Regions from separate parts of the Homo sapiens genome. Here region 2 is linked to region 1. Evidence: read pairs that join two places in POLR2A ChIA-PET (ENCODE). Cell type or tissue: PC-9. All regions are shown on one strand. Each heading gives the region's core, and the rest is flanking DNA. Links, peaks and the distances in the headings are about the cores only.

Region 1 (8,339 bases), core at 142-8,141:
AAAAAAAAAAAAAGTTTTGTTTCGTCAATCTATTTTGTTTTTGTTTTCATTTCAATTTCATTTATTTCTTCTCTGATCTTTACTTAATCTCTTCCACTAATTTTGAGTTTGGTTTGATACTGCTTTTCTAGTTTCTTAAGATGTACTGTTAGGTTCTTTATTTGAAGTTTTTCTACTTTTTATTTTTATTTTTGAGATAGACTCTCACTCTGTCACCCAGGCTAGAGTGCAGTGGTGTGATCTCGGCTCACTGCAACCTGCACCTTGCAGGTTCAAGCAATTCTCCCTACCTCAGCCTCCCGAGTAACTGGGATTACAGGTACCCACCAGCACGCCTGGCTAATTTTTGTAGTTTTTAGTAGAGATGGGGTTTCACCATGTTGGCCAGGCTGGTCTTGAACTCCTGACCCCAGGTGATCTGCCCGCCTCAACCTCCCAAAGCGCTGGGATTAAAGGTATGAGCCACCATGCCCAGCCTGAAGTTTTTCTACTTTTTTGATGTGGGTGCTTTCCTCTTATTACCACTTTTGCTATATCCCATAGTGTTTTGTATGCTGTGTTTCCATTTTCATTTAAGAAATTTTTTAATTTCCTTCTTAATTTGTTCATTGACCCACTAGTCACTCAGGAGCATATTGTTTAATTTCCCTGTATTCACATAGTTTCCAAAGTTTCTCTTATTATTGATTATAGTTTTATTCCACTGTGATCAGAGAAGATACTTGATATTATTTCACCACCACGACTGGCTAATTTTTTTTTTTTTTTTTTTGTATTTTTAGTAGAGACGGGGTTTCACCATGTTGGCCAGGCTGGTCTCAAGCTCCTGACCTCAGGTGATCCGCCTGCTTCGGCCTCCCAAAGTGCTGGGATTAGGCATGAGCCACCACACCCAGCAATATTATTTCAATTTAAAAAAAAAATTTTTTTTTTTTTGAGATGGAGTCTCACTCTGTCACCCAGGCTGGAGTGCAGTGGTGTGATCTTGGCTCACTGCAACCTCCACCTCCCAGGTTCAAGCAATTCTCTCCCTCAGCCTCCCGAGTAGCTGGGATTACAGGTACCTGCCACCACGCCTGGCTAATTTTTTTGCATTTTTAGTAGAGACGGGGTTTCACCATGTTGGCCAGGCTGGTCTTGAACTCTTGACCTTGTGATCCACCCGCCTCGGCCTCCCAAAGTCCTCGGATTACAGGCATGAACCACCAGGGAAACCCGGCTAAAAATGTTTTAAGACTTTGTCTGGGCACAGTGGCTCACACCTGTAATCCCATCACTTTGGGAGGCAGAAGTGGGAGGACTGCTGGAGCCTAGGAGTTCAAGACCAGCCTAGGCAATATAGTGAGAGCCTATCTCTACAAAAAATAGAAAAAATTATCCAGATAAGGTGGCATGTGCCTGTAGTCCCAACTACTGCAGAGACTGAGGTGGGAGAATCACTTGAGCCTGGGAAGTTGAGGCTGCAGTGAGCCATGATCGTGCCACCGCACTTCAGCTTGGGAGACAGAGTGAGACCCTGTCTTGCAAACAAAACAAAAAACAAACAAACAAAAAAAAAAAACACCACTTGCTTTGTGGCCTAACATAGGATCTATCCTTGAGAATGATCCATGTGCTGAGGAGAAAAATGTACATTCTGCAGCTGTTGGATGAAATATTCTGTAAATATCTCTTAAGTCCATTTGGTCAATAGTGCAAATAAGTCTAATGTTTGTTGATTTTCTGTCTGAATAATCTGTCCAATGCTGAAAGTGAAGTGTTGAAGTCTCCAACTATTATTGTATTGGGGTCTATCTCTCTTTGATATAGTAATATTTGCTTTATATATCTGGGTGTTCCTCTATTGGGTGCATATATATTTACAGTTGTTATATCCTCTTGCTGAAATGTTCCCTTTAAAATTATATAATGATGTTGTCTTTTTTCATAGTTTTTGTCTTGAAATCTATTTTATTTGATATAACTACTCTTGCTTTTATTTTGGTTTCCATTTGTATGCTATATCTTTTCCATCCCCTTATTTTCAGTCTATGTGTGTCTGTGTGTCTTCATAAGAGAAGTGTGTTTGTTGTAGGCAACAGATCGCTGGGCTTTTTTTTTTTTTTTTCCTTTTTAATCCATTCAGCCACTCTATGTCTTTGGATTGGAGCATTTAGCTCATTTACATTCAATATTATTATTGATAGGTAAAAACTTACTCCCACCATTTTGTTATTTGTTTTCTGGTTGTTTTATGGTCTTCTCTTCCTTCTCATGTCAGTGTTTTTCTCTGGTGGTACGTTTTAATTTCTTGCTTTATACATGTTGCGTATTTATTGTATTTTTCTGACCTGAGGTTACCATGAGGCTTGCAAATAACACCTTATAACCCATTATTTTAAACTAATGACAATCTAACTCTGATTGTAAAAACAAACAAGCCAAGAGAAAACTGATAAAAACTCTAGTTTTTAATCTATAAAAACTATTATCTAGTTTTTAATCTATAAAAACTATTATCTAGTTTTTAATCTATAAAAACTATTATCTAGTTTTTAATCTATAAAAACTATTATCTAGTTTTTAAAACTATAGTTTACTTCATGAACATAAGAGTAAACAGAAAATCTCAATCATTTTATTACATCAAATACAAAACTCTACACTTACATTTTATCCCCTGCTTTTTTTTTTTTTTTTTTTTTTTGAGATGGAGTCTCGCTCTGTCGCCAGGCTGGAGTACAGTGGTGCAATCTCAGCTCACTGCAACCTCCACCTCCCGGATTCAAGCAATTCTCCTGCTTCAGCCGCCCAAGTAGCCGGGACTACAGGCACGCACCACCATGCCCAGCTGATTTTTATATTTTTAGTAGAGATGAGGTTTCACCATGTTGGCCAGGATGGTCTTGATCTCTTGACCTCGTGATTTGCCCACCTTGGCCTCCCAAAGTGCTGGGATTAAAGGCGTGAGCCACCGTGCCCAGCCCATCCCCTGCTTTTTAACCTTCTGATGTTTCTACTTATATCTTATTACACTATGTCTTAAAATGTTGTAGTTATTATTTTTGATAGATTTGTCTTTTAGTCTTCCTATTCAAGACATGAGTATCTTACACACTAGAATTACAGTGTTAAAATATTCTGTATTTGTCTATGTATTTACTGTTACCACGTACCTTCAGACAATTTCTTATTACTTGTTAACATCTTTTTCTTTCAAGTTGAAGAACTCCCTTCAGCATTTCTGTAGGACAGGTCTGGTGTTGACAAAAAACCTCATCTTTTGTTTGTCTGGGAAAGTCTTTTTTTCCTCTTGATATTTGAAGTGTATTTTCACTGGATATAATATTCTAGGATAAAAGTCTTTTTCTTTCAGCATTTTAAATATGTCATCTGACTCTCTCCTGGTCTGTAAGGTTTCCACTGAGAAATCTGTGGCCAAACATATTGGAAATGCTTTATATCTCATTTTTTTTCTTTTCCTTGCTGCTCTTAGGATCCTTTTTTATCCTTGACCTTTGGGAGTGTGATTATTACATGTCTTGAGATAGTCTTCTTTGAGTTAATTTTTCTTGATCGTCTATAACCTCCTTGGACTTGAATACTGATATCTTTCTCTAGGTTTGGAAAGTTCTCCAATATTATCTCTTTGAATAAACTTTCTACCTCAATCTCTCTCTCCACTTCCTCTTTAAGACCAATAACTCTTAGATTTCCCCTTTTGAAGCTATTTTCTAAATCCTGTGGGCATGCTTCATATTTTTTTTCTTTTGCCTCCTCTGAGTATTTTCATATAGCCTGTCTTCAAGCTCGCTCATTCTTTCTTCTCCTTGATCCATTCTACTGTTGAGAGACTGATGCATTCTTTAGTTTGTCTATTGAATTTTTCAGCTCCAGAATTTCTGCTTGATTCTTTTTAATTATTTTAATCTCTTCATTAAATTTATCGATAGGATTCTGAATTTTTTCTCTGTGTTATCTTGGATTTTGTTAAGCTTCCTCAAAACAGCTATTTTGAATTCTCTGTCTCAAAAGTCACATATCTCTGCCACTCTGGAATTGGTCACTGGTGTCTTATTTAGTTCATTCAGTGAGGTCATGTTTTCCTGGATGGCCCTGATGCTTGTGGATGTTTGTCAATGTCTGTGCACCGAAAAGTTAGAAATTTATTCCAGTTTGTTTTGTCTGGCTTGTTTGTACCCATCCTTCTTGAGAAGGCTTTCTAAGTATTCAACAAGAATTAAGTGTTGTAATCTTAAGTCTTTGGTCACTGCAACCATATGTGCATTAGGGGGCACTCCCAAGTCCAGTAATGCTGTGTCTTTTGCAGAGGTACCACTTTAGCGGTCTTGAGTAAGATCCAGAATTCCCTAATGTATCAAGCAGAGTCTCTTGTTCTCTTCCCTTATTTTCCCCCAAGCAAATGGAGTCTCTTTCTTCATGCTGAGCTGCCCGGAGTTGGGGATGGAGTCACGCAATGCTCCTTTGGATAAACCCACTGAGACTGCTGGGACACACCTGAAGCCAGCACAGTATTGGGTTTCGCCCAAGGCCTGTGGCAACTATCTCCTGACTATCACTGATGTTTATTCAAGCCCAGGGGCTCTTTAGTCAGCAGATGATGAATCCTGCCAGGACTGGGTCTCTCCCTTCAGGGTCGTGGGTTCCATTCTGGCCCAGTGGGGGGTCTAGAAATGCACTCCAGGAGCCAAAGCCTGGAATCTTTAGGAGTCTACTTGGTGCTTTATTTTATTGTGGCTGAGCTGGTACCTGAGTTATAAAACAAAGTCCTCTTTATTCTTCCCTCTCCTTTTCTCAAGCAGGAGTCTCTCCTGATGGCCACCACAGATGAGAATTGTGCTGGGTCACACCTGAAATGAGCACAGTTTTGGTTCTTGCCCAGGGCCCATGGCAACTACTGCCTGGCTACTGCTGATGTTTATTCAAAACCCAATGGCTCTTTGGTCAGCAGGTGGTGAATTCTGCTAGGAGTGTACCCTTCTCTTTAGGGCAGTGGGTTCCCTTCTGGCCTAGGGTGGGTCTAGAAATGTCATCCAGAAGCTATGGTCTAGAATGGGGGCTTTATTTTACTGTAGCTGAGCTGGGATCCAAGTTGCAAGAAAAAAATCCTCTTTACTTTTCCCTCTTCTGCTGGAGCTGCAAGCTGTGATGTCTGGAGTTGGAGGAGTGGTGATGCAAGCACTCCTTTGGCCACCCCAGCTAGTATTTCACTAGGTCGTGTGCACCCCAAGTCCAGTGGCTCCAAGCCCAGTGCAGCACTAGGACTTGCACAGGAATTGCAGGCCTTGTGGCCTTTCAAGTTCATTTAGAACTCCAGAGCACTTTAGCCCTCAGTGGTGGGGCTAGCTGGAACTCATGTTCCAACTGATAGGATGGAAGATTCCCCTCTGGCAAGGGCTGGTCTAAATGCTCCCTCTGTGGGCATCAGCTGAATTCTGCCCTGTGTTGCTTTCCACTGTGACAGAGCAACACTGAATTCCAATGCAAAGTTGCACAATCACTTTGCTCTCCCTCCCCCAAGCACAGCGATTCTCTCTGCATGGCTGGGGAAGGGGGGAAGGGTGGTGTAGGCAATTCAAGGCTGTCTTTCCTACCATCTTCAGTGTCTCCTTCCTTGATATGATGCTAAAACTAGGTACTGTGATCACTCACCTGATTTTGTTTTCTTTGTACAGACAGGGTCTCACTATGTTGAGCAAACTGGTCTCAAACTCCTGGCCTCAAGCAATCCTCCACCTCCACCTCCCAACATGCCAGTATTACAGGTGGAAGGCACTGTGCCTGGCCACCTGATATTTGGTTCTTATGTGGATAGTAGTTCTGCAGCATGGGGGCAACTGCTGGAGGGTTCTATTCAGCCATCTTGCTCTGCCTCATCCCTTCCTCAGTGCTTGTGATCTATACATGACATCTTTCCCAGCTTCTCAACAATAATCACAGTAATTCTTACTTTCCTATTTTCTTATTCTTTTTGTTACTTAACTGGATTTTTTTCATTATACAAATGAAATATGCTTGTATTTATCTACTCAGATCATACCGAAGAAGTTGTGAAAAGAAGTACTCTTTTCCTCAAATTTCCTGTTAACACTATTCAAGTATTTATTTCTATATTACTATTTTCCCCTTTTTGTTCTTTATATTTTGGAAGTGAATACTAAGTCTAGCCCACACGCAAAGCGAGAAGAGTTAATCTCTACCTCTTGGAAAAAGGATTATGTATTTAGAATTATTCTGCAAGGAATATTTGTCACTTCTCCCCTATTTATTTATTCAATAATTTACTTATATCAGTATGGACTCATGGAGATTTATTTCATTCTTCAGATCACAATTCAATGCTAGAGTTAATATGTTGTTCAAATTGTCCACACATTGGCCATTGGGTGCTCTTTTGGATTAGCTGTTGTGCCCTTTACACACACAGTCACACACACACACACACACACACACACACACACACACCCCCTTTCTAGTACTTCCTTACTTTTTGGTACTACAAGATACTCCAGGCTCATCTTGTGTTTCCCCTGCCCCACTCTTAGAATCAGCTTTCCATCCAAGGAATTTTTGTCCCTTTCATTGGAGAATGGAATTTAGAAACCAAGATCCAGGTGCTGCCTGTCCTCATTGCTACTGGGGTGTCACTGCTTCCAAGCCTTCTCAGCAGACAGAGCTATTAAATAAATCTATGTCTATTAACCCATGTACAGACACAGATCTACATTTGCCTCTGTATCTATCTGTATTTATATTAAAATAAGCATGAGTTTATACTTACATCTCTGATTCTAATCTAGCACCACAGGGCTCAGTATAGTCTTCCCCCCTGCTTATTTGTAATATCTTTCTGACAGTGAGAAATCTGGCTCCCAATGTCTACAATTACTTTTACTAATTTCCTCAACTCTAATAACCATATAAATTGGTTCCAGAATGCTAACTCCACTCCTCATAGTTCTTTTAAGGATCAACTGACATCATACACATCCAAGGTCCTTTAAGGCAGGAACAACTTCGTCCTTTTATCCCAAGGGCTTAGCACAATACATGCACAATGTGTAACTCAAATGCTTATTGAATGAACAATGGTCTTCTGAAACTAGTATAGCTAAATTTATACAAATGTAAAATATTATTATAATCATTAACAAGCTTGCTTTGTAGTATAACTGTAAAACTGATTCCAGGGTCAGCTAATTCAAAGTTTAACTCTTTGGTCTTATGCTAGTCCCTTGATACATGATCACCTACCAGTAATGTTTTCTCCTCTGTTACTGAATGGCCCTGAGTGCCATCTGCAGGGAAGGCCCCCACTTTCTTTTTTTTTTTTTTGAGACGGAGTCTCACCCTGTCGCCCAAACTGGAGTGCAATGGCACGATCTTGGCTCTGTGCAACCTCCACCTCCCGGGTTAAAGTGATTCTCTTACCTCAGCCTCCCTAGTAGCTGGGATTACAGGCACTCGCCACCACACCCGGCTAATTTTTTGTATCTTTAGTAGAGATGGGGTTTCCCCATGTTGGCCAGGCTGGTCTCGAATTCCTGACCTCGTGATCCCCCCACCTTGGCCTCCCTAAGTGCTGGGATTATAGGCATGAGCCACTGCACCTGGCCAGAAGGCCCATTTTGAATTCACACTTAGCAAACCTAGTCTGTCTCTCATCAATTACTCCTAGAGCAGTGGTTCTGAAAACTGAATACTCATCAGAATTACCAGAATTCGTTTCCAGAGATTGGTTCAGTATATAGGATGTAGTGTTCTTGAGGGCAGGTATTTGAGTGTGTTTCATTCACCAATGTATTCTAAGTGCCTAGAATCATGCTAGGCACATAGTGGGTAATCAACAAGTATTTGTTGAATGAAGGAATGAGTGACTGAGGTGGTGTGCAAGAATTTTTCAAAACTCCTGAAATGATTCCAAAGCACAGCCACTGCGGTCATTAATACAGATGCTGGCTGGGCGCGGTGGCTCACGCCTGTAACCCCAGCACTTTGGGAGGCTGAGGCGGGTGGATCACGAGGTCAGGAGATTGAGACCATCCTGGTTAACATGGTGAAACCCCGTCTCTACTGAAAATTAGCTGGGCGTGGTGGCGGGAGCCTGTAGTCCCAGCTACTCGGGAGGCTGAGGCCGGAGAATGGTATGAACCTGGGAGGCGGAGCTTGCAGTGAGCCGAGATCATGCCACTGCACTCAAGCCTGGGCAACAGAGGGAGACTCCATCTCAAAAAAACAAACAAACAAACAAACAAACAAAAACCAGATGCTATCAAGCCCCCATGTACCTTTCACCTCACATCAATGAATGAAATTGTACAGTAAATAGGAATAGCCTT
Region 2 (8,339 bases), core at 71-8,070, 1.7 Mb before region 1:
TGAGCTGCCTATGCCTTCCCTTCACTGCTTTGTCTGTCTTGCATTTTTACTAGCTCTCTCTCAGTCCTTGAATAATCTCTCTGGATTAAGATTTTCTAACTCTGTAAGTTCTGAAGTTTTCCAGATAGCTAGAACTGTTTCAGATGACGGGGATGTCAATTAATACACCTAGAATTCCTCTAACCTGAGAACAAAACCAGTTAATTCCAAAACTTGCCATACAAAGGCCTTGAGCGAGTTAGGCTATGACAGTCCTTGAGGTAAATGCCCCCTTTCCTTTGTCTGTTTCTCTGACAGGTGACTCTTAGCAAGGCTTGCTTATGAATTTGGTTGGCATTTCTTTGATTGTTGGCCAATGACCAACACTCAACATGACCATTGCTTCCCCTGCTTTTGTAACATGGTGGCAGGAAGAAGGGAGGGAAGGAAAGTGGGAGTCACTGCCATGAAGTGGACTGTGCTTTGAGAATGCAGAAACCCAGTCCCTTTGTCTTAACTTCCACTTATATCCCTTTATCCTAGCCACTAACAAGATACGTTTCTACATTCATAGATTGTCCAGAGTTTGTGTATGTTTGTTTATGTTATCCTTGAGAAATGTTCACTAGCACCTGCTTGGGGGTGTGAAGGTAATTTCTATTCTATTTTCTGGTTTCTGAACTTCAGGAGAAGGTAAAGCTTGATGCTGAAAGGGAAAAACTAGAGAGGCTTCAGGAGCTTTACTCCGAGCAGAAGACCCAGCTGGACAATTGTCCTGAGTCCATGAGGGAACAGTTACAACAACAACTGAAGAGGGTCAGTAGCAAACAGGAATGCACCAGTTATTTTGCTTTTCGTTTTTGTTTTTCACTTAAGTGCCACTTACCTGTGACTTACGACTTCATATAGCATAAGTTTGCATAAGTTCTAGTCATTAGATACGTTTAAATGGAAATATGCATGCTAACAGTATATATTATTCCATGCTAATCAGTTTTTAAAATTCCTTGTTAGAATCCTTCACATAATTTCTAATGCAAAACCATTTCTGGAGTCATTTTTTTTTGTGACAAAAGAAGCTATTTCTGATTTGTAACCAACATCAACATTATAGCATTTGTATTAACTGATCTCTTCCCCTGCATTCTCTGCTGCATCATGAATCCTATTTACCCTTGAATGTTTTGTTCTTTAGCTTGATTTTAGACTCTTGTCCCCAGATTATCCTATTTTCTGATTTGCTCCCCACCAGCAGCTATTCTTTTGTGTTTCCTTTTCTTTCTGCTGGTTAGTGACATTGAACTAATTAGCCCAATCCCAACAATTAAACACCAAGACCCAAGATGCAGGGCATTACAAATGCCCTCAACATCTCATGTGAGCTTCATAATTTCTAAGAACTTAATGCAGCATAGACTTTCTAGTTAAGCTTTATCAAGTTATTCTTTGATCCTTAAGGTTGGCAGCGTTTAACACAACCACACTGGTTATCTTCTGAAAGCAAGACTTCCTAGGTGGATAGTTTCACAAACACTGGCACAGCCACTTAATATTTCATAGCCTCTTGGCAACTGGGTCATTTCCTTTGAACAGCAGCCCCAGTAAACTGCTTCCTTCTGGGGAAGCAGTCGTTAACAGTCTTGGATATCTGAAAGAGTCACGTAATAGTAATTTGTCTTGAGTGATTAACAATTTATGATTCTACCTGAGTATAACAAGCTAGTTTCATCCATGTTATTATGTTTGTACCTTCTTGGGAATGGGGAGGTTGAAAAATTTATTGAGATAGCACATCCTTAAACGTTCTTAAGATGACCTTTAATACAAAAATATTTGCTACCTCTGAGAACGTCACTAGGTGAAAAAATAACAGTTAAAGCTTTTCAATGTATTGCAGAAGTTGAGAGCATCTTAATAATGAGAATCCAATGCAGCTGTTTAAACTGCAGCATAATAGTTTTAGTATTTATTTCTTACAATGTTGGAGCAAAGAAAGTTTTAACCATATGTCTTCCCTTTACTCTTTTTATTGTATGCAGCTGAATTTGTTGTAAGAAGATAAAACTTCCTGCCTCTCAGTCACAATTCTCTGAAAATTTTATGATAAAAATGATTGGAAGAAAACTAGTATTTGTAAAGTAATTTCAGTTTGTAATTTGCTTGTGTTTATGCTAGTTAACAAAAGAGATGGGAAAACTGATTTTTTTTACATTTGCTTACATTTTAACTCTCCTTATCACTAAAGATTTTACACAGTCATTGGAATTCCTTATTTACAGTCAGCAGCATAGTTGTATATTTTGTCCTTCCCTTCCTCTGGTTATCCATTTATTGTGTTCTTTATAAACATTGCTTTACATAAAAATTTATAGACTCTATTCACAACTTGGATTATGATTAACATAAATACTGTTTAGCTTAATCTAGATTCTGTAGGATAACTCATAATATCAGTTATATGTTCCAAAGATTCTGACTACAAAAGAGGAAAGGAAATGATGCAGACAGTCTTTTCCATTAATTGAAGGCAGAGACTTCTTCCCTTTCCTCTCCAGAGTGTAAAATTCTTATAAAACCTCTTTCCTTAGGAGAGATAACTGGCTTGTGATGGCTGCAGTTCACCTTATATTAAGAGGTCTACTAATTCTGTTTTTCAAGGATGACGACCAGTATAACTCTTCACCAATGCCTTGGCTTAATCAGTAAAAAGTTCACTTACTTCATGAGAAGTAAGTCCTAAAGTTCACTTTAGGACCTTTCTGTGTTATCACAGCTTATCTCCCTTTAGACTTCAAACACTTCAAAATATGACTTCACTACAAAGCTTTCCCTTGGGCATTTAAACTAGATTTAATAAAGTTTGTTTTATTATAAATAGCTTCATTAGGTGGTAAGTCACACAAAGTAAAAAATAAAAGAATAAGAAGAAAGTTATTTTATTAAACTGCATATTGAATACTTCAGCTGAAATTGTAGAATGATTTTGTGCATGCAGCATAATGACTTGTGGCTGGTCTTCCTACCTTTAAACATGATGTTAGAGTCTGAATATTATTTTCATCTGATATTGGTTTTGTGGCCTGTGGTTGGTATGTTGTTAACATGGCCTTACCAATCTGGTAGTTGATATGGGCACAGCAATCCCTGGGTTACTAATAGTGTAGAAAAGAAAACTGATGTTAAATGAAAATGAGTCATTTAACTCATCTCATGTGGAAAAAGATAATAGAAATAATCTCATCCTACCTTCTCATTTCATATATGAGGATATTTAGGCCCATAGAGTTGGAATGGGTTGTCCAAGACTAATGGATAAAATGATTTTAGAGCCAGTGATAGAAAAAAGGTCTACTAATTGTAGATATCACTGGATAAATTTTTTTAATCAAGACCAAAATCAAACTTTTATTTGAGTAAATAATCAAAAGCACAAGAAAACTGTCCCAGCCAGGTAACTGTCTTCTTGTGCTTTTGATATTTACTCAAATGAATGGTTGATTTTGGTATCTTGATTTTTTTTTTTTTTTTTTTTTTTTGAGACAGAGTCTTGCTCTGTCACCCAGGCTGGAGGGTAGTAGTGCGATCTCGGCTCACTGCAAGCTCCACCTCCCAGGTTCACGCCATTCTCCTGCTTCAGCCTCCTGAGCAGCTGGGACTACAGGCACCTGCCACCATGCCTGGCTCATTTTTCATATTTTTAGTAGAGTCGGGGAGTATCTTGATGTTTTAAAAAAATTTTATTCAGTGATCTACAATTAAAAGACCTTTTTACTGTCACTGGCTATAAAATTAGTTTATCCATTAGTCTTGGACAAGTCATTCAACTTCTATGGGCTGCAATATCCTCATATATGAAATAAGGAGTGTATTAGTCAGGGTTCTCTAGAGGGACAGAACTAATATGATATATGTGTATATAAGATAGATAGATAGATAGATAGATAGATAGATAGATAGATAGAAGGGGAGTTCATTAAGTATTAACTCCCAAAATCACAAGGTCCCACAACAGGCTGTCTGGAAGCTGAGGAGCAAGGAGAGCCAGTCCAAGTCTCAAAACTGAAGTACTTGGAGTCCAGTGTTCAAGGGCAGGAAGCATCTAGCACAGGAGAAAGATGCAGGTTGGGAGGCTAGGCCAGTCTAGTCTTTTCACGTTGTTTCTTGTTTTGTTTTGTTTCTGCCTGCTTTATATTCTAGCCACTCTGGCAGCTGATTAGATGGTGCTCACCCAGATTAAGGGTGGGTCTGCCTTTCCCAGCCCACCGACTCAAATGTTAATCTTTGGCAAGATCCTCCCAGACACACCCAGGATCAATACTTTGCATCCTTCAATCCAATCAGGTTGACAGTATTAATCACCTCAAGGAGGTTGGACTAGATTATTTCAACTGTCTTTTTCCATATTCCAAAAGTATGTAGTTAAAGTGTAAAAGTTAACAAAACCCTGAGCCCCATTTAAATTTGCTTCTGGAGTTGGCCATGAGCTGTTATTACTGCAATTTCTCCTGGTCATACCACATCTATTCTCTTCTTCCTGTCCCTCCATCAGGCAAAGAAAACATAAAGAACTGCATGTAAACTTCTGCCGTATACATTATTTAAAAAGTTACTGGAAAGAAAAAAGAAATTGCACAGAATTTCCTTTAGTGCAGCTGTTTTAGGTCCTTCATGCCTGGCCTTTGAGCTTGCCATCCAGTAGAGATATGTAATGCTCTTTTAGTGAGTGAAGTATAGTTAAAATTTTCATTCAATTAGTCATACATACTTCACTTTGAACTTCCTGTGTATATTATTCTGTGCTCAATTAAACTATTCCTTCCCCCAAATTCCATTCCCAGACTTCTTATTCATACATAAAATCTTGTAAAAGTTTTTATTCCTCTCCCTAATAGTTTTTTGTTTAAGATGTAAGTTTATATACACACATTTTGATGGTTTAGATAACTTGATCAGATGATTATGTCAGTGGAGTCTGAGTGCTGAGCTTAGCCTAATTTTCAACTTTCTTACTTAGTATGCCATTATTTTCATGCAGTGGTTTAAGTATTTACTACAAATAAATGAATGATTCTTTGACTTTCATGCAGGGTTAAAATAACACATATTGCATATTAGCCAGATGTGGAGTAAGCAACTGACTAGCAAAGTGTATATATTCTGAGTCATATGGCCACTTTGAATGAAGATTACTTATAAGCCAGAAAAAGGGCTTATTCCTTTTTTTTAAATCTCAGTAATCTTTGAACACAAATCAAGCTTAATTGGAAGACCTTATAAACTTGAGTGTATGTGCTTATTATGTCAGCCAGTGTATTATTTCAAAACAGAAGATATTGTTTTAAGCCATAACACTTGAGTTAGTTCTTAATTCCTTAATTCTTTTAACTCATTAATTCTTTTAGAAGTTATAAATTTGAAATGTCTGATTAACTTGAAATGTCAACCAAACACTTGAAATTGAGCACATATTTTTTTGGAGCCAAATAAAATGTAAAGAAGTGTTAAGAAATGTTGAATATGTTTTTCAAATTGTGTTTTTCCTGTTCTTAAGCTTTGAGAATTGTCTGTGTTGACATGATAGTCTTGTTGCTAATTACTCAGTAGCTAATAGCTCTTCTATGAATCATCCCTAGAGTAAAAGTCATTGCAGAAGATAGAAATACATTTCATTTTATCATAAAGCTTGCTTTATCATTAATATAAAAACCAGAGTGGGGATGGGGTTGAATATCGATATAGAAATAACTTAGCATATAATTATTTATCCAACTCTCTTTGATGATTTGATTGAAGAACAACCAAAAAATGCTTTGGTTATGTTAGCTATGTAGAGCTGTGAGCCACAGAGCCCAGCTGCCTCTTCCTTTTGGATGTAGATTATGTGTAGGTTATATTTATAAAAAATCTGGCTGGGTGTGGTGGCTTACACCTATAATCCCAGGTGAGTGGATCCATGTGAGTAGAGGCTGAGGTGAGTGGATTGCTTGAGTTTGAGACCAGCCTGGGCAATATGGCAAAACCCCATTCTACAAAAAAGTACAAAAATTAGCCAGGCATGGTGGTGTGCACCTGTAGTCCCAGCTACTTGGGAGGTTGAGGCAGGAAGATTGCTTGATCCTGGGAGGTCGAGGGTGCAGTAAGCTGTGTTGTGCCATGGCACTCCAGCCTGAGTGACAAAGCAAGACCCTGTCTTCTAAAAAAAAAAATTAAAAAAAAAAAAGGAAAAGAAAAAGAAATTTCCTAAACATACGCGATTTATAAATAATGTTAAAGACTCCAAAAATAAGAGGGTGTTTAAACAAAAAGTATATTAGAGAATAATCTATACAACATGCATCAATCTCTGCATGAATGCAGATGCATAAATATATTCCTGTCTTCAAGTACCTCATAGGTTAGAGAATGCTTTTTCTAGACCATCTGATTTTCATAATTTCTGATCTTCCTTAAATGTCCTCAAGATTATTCTGAGAGTGGTGGTGTTTAACCTTTTGAGTCACCCTTTGTGCCTCATAAAAGCTTTGTTTACACTTTCCAGTAAAAAGGTGTGTACATATTTTTAATGGGCTCATAGAACCCTGGCTTTAAAACCTCACTTTTCAATTTTTAAAAAAAAGACTTTATTTTTTAGAGCAGTTTTATATTTTCAGCAAAACCCAGCAGAACTTACAGACATTTGCCATATTCCTTCTGCCCCTGCACATGCGTAGGCTCCCCTCATTATCAACATTCTCCACCAGAGCAGTACAATTGTTACAATTGCTAAACCTCCACCGACACATCGTCATCACCTAGAGCCCATGTCCAAAAGTTTTTTGATTGCTTATCCCTTTAATAAAATTATTAGAGCATGCATTTCCTTTGTAGATATATGATATATAATCCATATTATTATAAATATATATAGTGTGCATGCCCAAAGAATGTATATATTTAAAATCGTGTATACATACTATGCTACTTGTGTATACATTAGAAAACATATGTTGAGAAACTGAAAAAGAAAATAAACAATTAAAAACGAGTATGAAAGGGGTCTAATTTTTTTCTGCACAGTCCAGCAGATTGTGTTGTGTACCATCTGGGATACATGTATCCCTATTAGACACCTCTGGTCTGTACGTGTGCCAACTTTTGACTCTTTAATCTCCACATTAGTCTTGTTTTCTATGAAAAATTGAAGAAAAGAAGAGCTTCCTTTCCTTTCCTTTCCTTTCTTTCTTTTTTTATTTTTATCTTTATTTTTATTTTTTGACAGAGTTTCACCCTTGTCGCCCAGGGTGGAGTGCAATGGCACAATCTCGGCTCACTGCAACCTCCATCTCAAGCAATTCTCCTGTCTCAGCCTCCCAAGTAGCTGGGACTACAGGTGCCCACCACCACGCCCAGCTAACTTTTGTATTTTTAGTAGAGACGGGGTTTCACCATGTTGGCCAGGCTGGTCTCAAACTCCTGACCTCAGGTGATCCCCCCTCCTCAGCCTCCCAAAGTGCTGGGATTACATGCATGAGCCACCCACCACGCCTGGCCAAGAAGAATTTTCTTGTAACGCTATGTTACACCTTTGGACTGCAGATTATGTTTAGGTTATTTACTGAGTTGTTTTTGTACTTCCTTCTCCATTTTAAAGCCACCCAGTGTGGGTTTAACGCAAGAATTCTTACCTCCACAGAGAAGTCTAAAACTGAGGGTGAAATAAATGCTGCCTTTTCGATTCCCTCTAACAGTCACGTTCTGGGATTTAACTCCAAAAGATAGTGTTATGTTCTAACCCTGGTCAATATTGTAACTGGAAAGATATCTTGGACCAACTGCTTTTAATAAATGTTTCTTCACATTAAGAAGGTGGTAGTTATCTCAGTGTGTCTTGTTTTCATTCACTTTTCTCCAAAGGATGCTGACCTGTTGGATGTTGAAAGCAAACACTTTGAAGACCTGGAGTTCCAGCAGCTTGAACATGAGAGCCGTCTAGATGAAGAAAAGGAGAACTTGACTCAACAGCTCCTGCGTGAAGTTGCTGAATATCAACGGAACATCGTTTCTAGAAAGGTACTTTTTCCAGGTGTCATTCAATGTGAAAAATCAAAATATATTTCTGCTTAACATAGCTATGACATATGTCTGTCTGAATATCACATTTGACAGATTACGTAGTCTGCCATGTATGTGGCAAATGGTGTTCCAAATTAGACAAATTGAGACATATTACAGTTGTTACATAATGCTGTAGATGCATTTATGAATAGTACCTAATTGTTTCATTCACGTGAAAACCAAGGCATAGAAAATCAGGAATTCAGATATTGGTTTTAAACTATTTCTTTTTGCAATCATAGTAACTGGGTTCAGAATAATTCTAT

Evidence for each region. ChIA-PET counts read pairs that join two places held together with the same protein. Peaks named below come from ENCODE experiments on the same cell type or tissue, not always from the same donor. Only the 100,000 strongest peaks of a DNase experiment are listed, where the experiment ranks them.
Region 2: POLR2A ChIA-PET joins it to region 1 with 10 read pairs; 2 of 35 experiments call an interaction of 5 or more read pairs at or near these places.

The regions. Positions count from the first base shown.
Region 1 is chr3:113,680,802-113,689,140 of GRCh38, forward strand. The region is part of intron 1 of USF3 (upstream transcription factor family member 3); the gene reads right to left. Among named protein-coding and RNA genes, the nearest start is that of USF3, 12 kb to the right of the region's middle. In PC-9, for the core only: no CTCF peak of the experiment used is centred there; no DNase peak of the experiment used is centred there.
Region 2 is chr3:111,931,603-111,939,941 of GRCh38, forward strand. PHLDB2 (pleckstrin homology like domain family B member 2) reads left to right here. Exons shown (of 18, transcript NM_001134438.2): 6 at 667-795; 7 at 7,873-8,028. Among named protein-coding and RNA genes, the nearest start is that of ABHD10, 43 kb to the right of the region's middle. In PC-9, for the core only: no CTCF peak of the experiment used is centred there; DNase peaks (open chromatin) are centred at 4,769 and 5,569; H3K4me3 peaks cover 1,240 bases; H3K27ac peaks cover 4,598 bases.